2 separate regions of the Homo sapiens genome follow, and region 1 is linked to region 2. The links are chromatin contacts, found by Hi-C or POLR2A ChIA-PET in ENCODE. All regions are on one chromosome and are shown on one strand. Each heading gives the region's core, a stretch centred on a gene start or an enhancer-like site at or near the end of the contact. The rest is flanking DNA. Distances are from core to core; before and after follow the strand shown.

Region 1 (3,531 bases), core at 633-3,132, 66 kb before region 2:
GTAGGTCTGTTTCAAAGCCTACGGAGTAGATTAGGATCTAGCACCTAAAAAGCACTAAATGTGCTTCTTATATACCATTCTCCAGTCACTTAATATCTCCAAACTATTGTACAGTTATTTCTAAATCATTAGCAAAACAGATCAATTTAAAAAATATATTAATTATAATTTTTCGAGATTTTTTATGTTCAACGTTTTCTGACCTCACAGCTAAAGTTACAATGTTTTTACCTTACTAATCGGTATACTGTGCATGAAAGAAGGAAAATCCCGAAAAACCTTAGAAAGGATTTGAGCAATTATGTTAGTAAACTTCTTTTTTTTTTCTTTGAGACGTTGTCTCACTCTGTAGCCCAGGCTGGAGTGCCGTGGCACGATCTCAGCTCACTGCAAGCTCCGCCTCCCGGGTTCACGCCATTCTTCTGCCTCAGCCTCCGGAGTAGCTGGGAATACAGGCGCCCGCCACCACGTGGCTAATTTTTTGTATTTTTAGTAAAGACGGGGTTTCACTGTGTTAGCCAGGATGGTCTCCTGACCTCGTGATCCACCCACCTCAGCCTCCCAAAGTGCTGGGATTAGAGGCGTGAGCCACCGCGCCCGGCCTGTGTTAGTAAACTTCTAATCCTGTTTAGGAATTTGTTCCCCAGTGTGCCTGACAGACTGTCATTCCACCTCTGTGGAATGACACCATCTAATGAGATCGTCTTTTAGATACTCTATTTGATGGAACGTTTTGGTTTGCTGTGTGTGTGTTTTTGTTTGTTTGTTTGTTTTTTATTGATCTAAAAGCTTCATCTCTTCAGCTCCCTCTAATTGTTCCTAGTTTTATCCTTGGGAGTAAAGCAAATGTAGTCTCTCTTCTGTATGACAGCCGCTCAGTATCTGGAAACCGCTATAACATGTGCTACCCCGCCTCCCTGATCCCATTTCCCACTCCGCCAGTACTTAAGTTTTCTCAAGACAAGGGATCTTTCGAGAAGTCCTCTCATGTCACCTCTCTAGAACTCTTTTCATCCTGGTTGCATTCTTTTGCACTCAGCTGAGAAAAAGAGATTCAAATGAGATGTAATTCTAAATTTTAAACGTAAGTTGATTCATGTTCACTATGCCTTCCTCAAACGTCCAGTCTAAAACAGAACCTTCTTTATAATTTTTCAAGGTACTGTGTTCTATGCCTTCATAGCACTCATCATGACGTCTACTTCTACTTTTAATTAACTTATACATTTAATTCAGATTACACTTAAAATTATTCACTGTGCCTTTAATAACTTAAGTAAATATACAGTATCTGTTTCCCCCACTGGTCTCTTAAGTTCTATGAGGGGCAGGAACTGTATCTATTTTCCTTACTACCTAATTCTTGCTGTCAGTGTAATAACTGGCACACAGTAGGTATTAATCAATACGAATTGACAGATTTAAAGATGTTGAATAAAATGAAATTTATATTATAGACATAATTTTAAAATGCAGAGAGGATTGTCTATTTAGAAAATGTATCCTAGAAGATATGAAGTGGATTTTAAAGAGAACAAGTGTCCTGGATAGAGAAAGAAGAGAAGGGAAAATTCTCATGCACGTAGTGCATCATCTAGTAAGGTGGAGACTAGTCTGCAGTGGTTCACCAAAAATTCATTCTCCCCTTCCTCCTGAGCATGTGGTTAAACTACATTTTCAGACCTCCCTTTCTGTTAGATGACCTACTTACTGGTGACTAAGTTCTTAGCAATGGGTAATGAACATAAGTGATGATGAACACTTCTGAGTTTCTGTCTTAGAAGTGGTTATGTTTTCTCCTTGCCCTTTTCTCTCTTCCCAGCTGACTAGAACCCAGACAGGACTCTGACTCAGCCTCCACGCAGACAACAGCAAGGCCATAGAGATGGTGGAGCCATACACCGAAGGAACCTGAGTCACTCTGTGACTGCCCAGAGAAAAGCTGTCCCATTCACCTGAACTGGACACCTTGGACTATTATGTGGAAGGGAAATAAACTTCTTTGCTCTTTAGGCTGCATCACTGGATCTCTTCCCATGACTTACCCTTTGCCCCAGCTAATGCATCTGGGATTTGGAAAATGCTCAATCTATACTTACTGGATTTTTTACATTTTAAAAAATAAAAATAGGCTCATGCCTGTAATCCCAGTGCTTTGGGAGGCCTAGGCAGGCAGATCACTTGAGGTCAGGACTTTGAGACCAGCCTGGCCAACATGGTGAAACCTCGTCTTTACTAAAAATACAAAACTTAGCCAGGTGTGGTGGCAGGTGCCTGTAATCCCAGCTACTCAGGAGGCTAAGGCCAGAAAATCGCTTAAACCCGGGAGGTGGAGGTTGCAGTGAGCTGAGATCGCACCACAGCACTCCAGCCTAAGCGACAGAATGAGACCCTGTAACAAAATAATAAAATAAAATAAAATAAAAATAAAACAAAAAGCAAATATAAATATTAATTGGATTCCTAATATAGAGAACGGCATATGTAGCATAGCCAAAAAGAACCTAGTCACTAAAAGAGGTAATGAGCATGCCCAAAACAAGAGGCTAATGACAAGATTAGTGAGAAATTATCAGTGGTGATTAAGTTGGGAAAGTATTTATGGCTACTATTATAAAGTATAAATTTTTTTTCCCAACTCTCATGTACCTACCCCTTACAATGAATAAATGTTAGCATTTTTAAAAATTTAATTCAGACTGTTTTTCTCTTAAAAAAAAAAAACTAGAACCTTTCAAGTGAAATTACAACCCAATCCCCTATAATTATCCTCCCTGGAGGAGGTTTTTCAGCATACCTCTCAAAACGAGGCACCTACCTCTGAACTCCAAATAAGGGCTGACCACAAAAGTATAAAGCGTCCATTACTCACTGGGATCTGAGCAGTACACTTCTATTAATAGAGTCCTAGATTGCACTGCTTACTTAATAACTGCTTAACACTATTTGCTCATGTTAAACTTGAAATTTGCTAAAACTGCCTAACCATCCTTCCCATCAACTTCTACCACCAGTTCTCCCTTTTCTATGCTAGTAAAATGTGTGAAATTGACTAACATAAGCGTACAACCTAACATTTACTACTTGTCGTTTTTATCCTGCTGATTTTAGTCTATTAATGGTGGGGCATCATTTTTCCTCTGGTGAAATTTTGGCATCAGATAGCAGGCATTGCCCACTTAAGAGCATTAAGAAACTTCTGGGTGGATCCCAGCACTCCCAATATTCTATATCAAGACTATCACTTGGGTTCTTTTCCAAAACCAGTTAACACATCAGGCTGCTACAGGGTGCCTGGTGAAAGTAGGGCTCTATTTTTATTTTTGTTTTGTTTTCTTTTGTTCTCAATCTGAAAAAGTTTTATTTAAAAGTTGCCAGACATTTTCTGCCACAAGCAGTAGTGACATCAATTATCCCTTGGAACAGATTTCCTTTGTTTTGGAAAAATTACATGAAGGAGCTCTTTAGTTATATTTCCCCCAATTGTTCTGTGGATTGTTCTTTGGCAACATGGAACAAGTATTTTGTTTT
Region 2 (3,379 bases), core at 414-2,913:
TTCCACCATAACACTTAGCTCGCCGTGTGGCAGTTGCCATTCGCGGGTCCTTCTCCCCACTGTGTAAGCTCCTCCAGGAGCCCTGTGGGTGCCAAGCTGACTTGGAAGGCTATGAGGGCTCAATACACACCCTCAATACTCATTGAATGAATAAAGGCACGGTCTCTGTGTAGGAAATGCAGGTGAACGTCCTTATGCCTCACTTAAGTGAGCTGCCAATATCGGAGTTTAAGTATAATTTTGGAGAACTGCAATCCGTCCTGTTTTCTCCCTACCCCGCGGGAGCTGGCTAAACCAGCCTGGAGGCTAGCAGTTTGCCTGTGTGCCCTAAGCTAGTGACAGCTCATATCAAGCCCAGTATTTAAGGAGCGTGATTACTTTTACTACGTAGTTCCCAGGGAGAAAAGCAACTCAAAACATTTTTGTATCTTTTTGTATCTTGTTGCACAAGATACAAAATTGTGCACTAAGATACAAATTGAAACTCGAATTGAAATTTGGCTGCCAATTTATTAAACCCACCCCAACAATCTTCCCTATTAACAACAACAACAACGAAGAGATCTCAGGATACCCATTTTCATGTGTAATATAAACCGATGCCACCCATCTATCATATCCATCTAAATCTAATAATTCAGCTTTTTGTTTGGCGGGAGTACGACAGGTCTTTATATGATTCAATGTTACAAAGTTTTTCAGAGGACAAATGATGAAAGTGTGAACCCACGGCTATGATGAAGCCGCAGTCTCTTTGAGTACAGAATCATGAGCTAGATATAAAGAACTGGCTTTAAATTCTGAAGTAGATCTTGCTTTTAAATGTTATAGTGGTGGGTAATAATTTCCTTTGCTTCAGTTACTATTTAAAAAGTAAATATGTGTAGATGAAAATGCAGGATTTAAAAAAATCTACTTTGTAGAATAGGATACCTATCATTTATATTAAGCCCAATGCGTGGGAAACGGATCAATGACTTGATGCGGTGCCTATAAAACATTATAATCCAAAGTTGCATTAGGACATAAAAATAACTGCTGATAAAAGTTTACTCAAAGTAGCATCTGCCCCTAATTCAGTTTGTATTTTTATCGTAAAGACCTAAGGCGCCGCGGGAACTAGGCTGTGCGTTCGCCCCCCGCGGCAGACGGCGGCGCGCGGCGCCTCTGGAGCGCCCCTCCGAAGCCCCGTGGGGGCGGCCGTGGCCCCGGGGCAGCCGCTGGCGAGCACCCCAGAGGTCCGAGCCCTCCGAGCCCCAGGTGCCCGGGGCCCGAGCCCCGCCTGCCACTCTCCCCAGCTGCCTTTCCAAACGGCGGCGTGCTGGTGGAGAGAGTTTTCCCGCACCTTGTTCGCCCGTCAGAAAGCGGCGCCGGGAGGGAGCGAGCGTGAGAAAGTGAGCGTGTGCGCTGCAGGAGAGCACGACCCAAGAGCCGGCGCCCGGTGTCCGAGCGCCCAGTCCGCCCTGTCCGCCCCCGGACCCGCGAAGGGCGGGGGCCCGGAGCAGCGAGGCGCGGGAAGCGAGGCCGGCGGGTGCCGGGGGTTGGCGGGACGCGCGCTTCGTGCCGGCGCCGGCCTCGAGCCCGCGCTCCCTCCCCCCGCCCGCGTGCCCGCGCCGCTGCGCGATGCAGTGTGGGGAATGGCTGGGGTTGGCTGAAGAGCGCACAGTGGAGTTTTAATGTCCGCCATGTTGGCCATGGCGTATTGAAGAGAGCGAGCGAGAGAGGAGCGGAGCGGCACAGCCTCCCACCCTCCCGGCTGGTGTTAGTGCCCGGACGGCGGGCTCTGCGCTCCGCCCCTCAAGTCCCCGGCAGCGGTTGGCGAGTGGGGACCGAACCCCCGGTTCTCCATGATCCCGCTGGCCGGGGCCGTTTCCCCAGAGCGGAGAGGTATCTGCTGCGCCTGAGATGAGTAAACTGTCGTTTCGGGCGCGGGCGCTAGACGCCTCGAAGCCGCTGCCGGTTTTCCGCTGTGAGGATCTGCCCGACCTGCACGAATACGCCTCGATAAACAGGGCCGTGCCGCAGATGCCCACCGGAATGGAGAAGGAAGAGGAGTCGGTACGTGTTAACTCCCCTGTCCGACCCACCGTCAGGCCCGCTCCCTCTGCTGCCTGCGGCGGCGGCGGAGCAGCAAACCCACACAAAATGGCCGCCATCTTCTCTTCGCCGCCGACTCTCAGTCGCCGGCCGGGCCTATACCCCGCCTCCCCCAGCCTCGACCCCCGGCCGCCGCGGCCCAGCGGGGCCCCTTCTAAGGCCACCCGCTGACCCTGGCCACTTGTACCCGGGTCCCGCGGAGTTCGGGGGCCCGAAAGGCACAAAGGGGTCACGTGACGAAGCTGCCGGCAGCCATTTTGTGTCTTAGTTCTTGGGTTGGGCCTTGTGCATCCGGAGAGGGGAACGGGCTGGGTGGCTGTGGGGGTGCGGCGAGTCGGGAGCCGTGGAGGACCCGCCTACAGGCCTCTCCGTGGGCCGCTGGGTGGCGCTCCAGGGCCACTGCGGCCTGCGCGCCGCTGCCCGGGCCGGGAGCGCAGGTTCTGTGCACAGTCGGGGAATTTGATTGCCCCATGGTCTGGGAAGCTTGTTGGGCTCAGTGCAGCCCCCACGTGGAGCCTCAGACGGGCATGTCATGTCGCCTGCTGCTCTATGAGGCTTTTCTCCCCCTCTGCAAGGAAATGTCGAGGGTGCAGCGTGTTTGCCCGGACGACTTACTTTTCTAGAAGATAAGACTTACTTTCAGTGTCCTCTTTCTGGGACGTTTGTATCCATCCCTCTCCAGAGCTAGTTGGTCGGAGGATAATAAACCACTATCCCTGACTTTTTCTGTGATCCTTGCGAATATCTTGCAGATTTGTTTGGAGTACCTCTCTCTTCTGAAGCCTGTAACCTTACCTATTTGTAAAATAAATTTAAGTTCTCCTGCTCTCTGGTATCTCAACATAGGGGGAGAAAAGACCCAATTTAAGTAACTTTTATAGATCTAAATTTCGAAGGAGGATCCTTTCTTATTCAAAACCGAACTAAAACTAAGTGACTTGATTCACAGAAATCTTAATATTGAGATGTCTAAATTGGGTGGGTTTCAGCACGTAAATGTTGACAACTAATAGACATTTTACCATCGCTGTGGCTTTACCTTGTTGTGGAAGTTGGGTTCGGACACCAGGATAATAGAATCTTCCTCTCATTTCCCCCAGATCCTTGACAGTATAACTTGATGACTTCTAATCCTAAGGAATTGCATACCTTGGTTTTCAGGTACAGCCATTTAAACAGGGTGCAGTGTATTGACAGTTCAAGGAAGTCCAGGAGTCGCGTGGATTTGTGTGCTACAATTTTGTTGTGGAAAATTGTACTGTAATACTTCTCTTGGTACTGT

The links. Hi-C counts contacts between places; a loop is a spot of excess contacts on that map. ChIA-PET counts read pairs that join two places held with the same protein, here RNA polymerase II (POLR2A). Pooled maps may share reads with other maps.
Region 1: a loop to region 2 is called in a pooled map, with 2.5 times the contacts of the local background. The contact joins the enhancer-like site here to the promoter of EPC1 in region 2. A Hi-C loop is called at or near these places in 4 of 50 pooled maps. POLR2A ChIA-PET finds 5 or more read pairs at or near these places in 5 of 52 experiments (H1, OCI-LY7, PC-3 and 2 more).

Annotation. Positions count from the first base shown.
Region 1 is chr10:32,411,987-32,415,517 of GRCh38, reverse strand. No RefSeq gene overlaps it. Among named protein-coding and RNA genes, the nearest start is that of CCDC7, 32 kb to the left of the region's middle. Within about 2 kb of position 1,882, at least 4 of the 41 ENCODE cell types and tissues checked have a DNase peak (open chromatin) inside an H3K27ac peak, as active enhancers do; they include PC-3, where a contact is called at or near this core.
Region 2 is chr10:32,345,442-32,348,820 of GRCh38, reverse strand. EPC1 (enhancer of polycomb 1) reads left to right here and starts at 1,663. Exons shown (of 14, transcript NM_001272004.3): 1 at 1,663-2,058. The coding sequence starts at 1,906. It overlaps EPC1-AS1 (EPC1 antisense RNA 1), which reads right to left and starts at 1,457. Exons shown (of 2, transcript NR_104163.1): 1 at 1,346-1,457. RefSeq lists silencers at 1,073-1,202, 1,213-1,682, 2,353-2,632 and enhancers at 1,953-2,012, 2,033-2,132.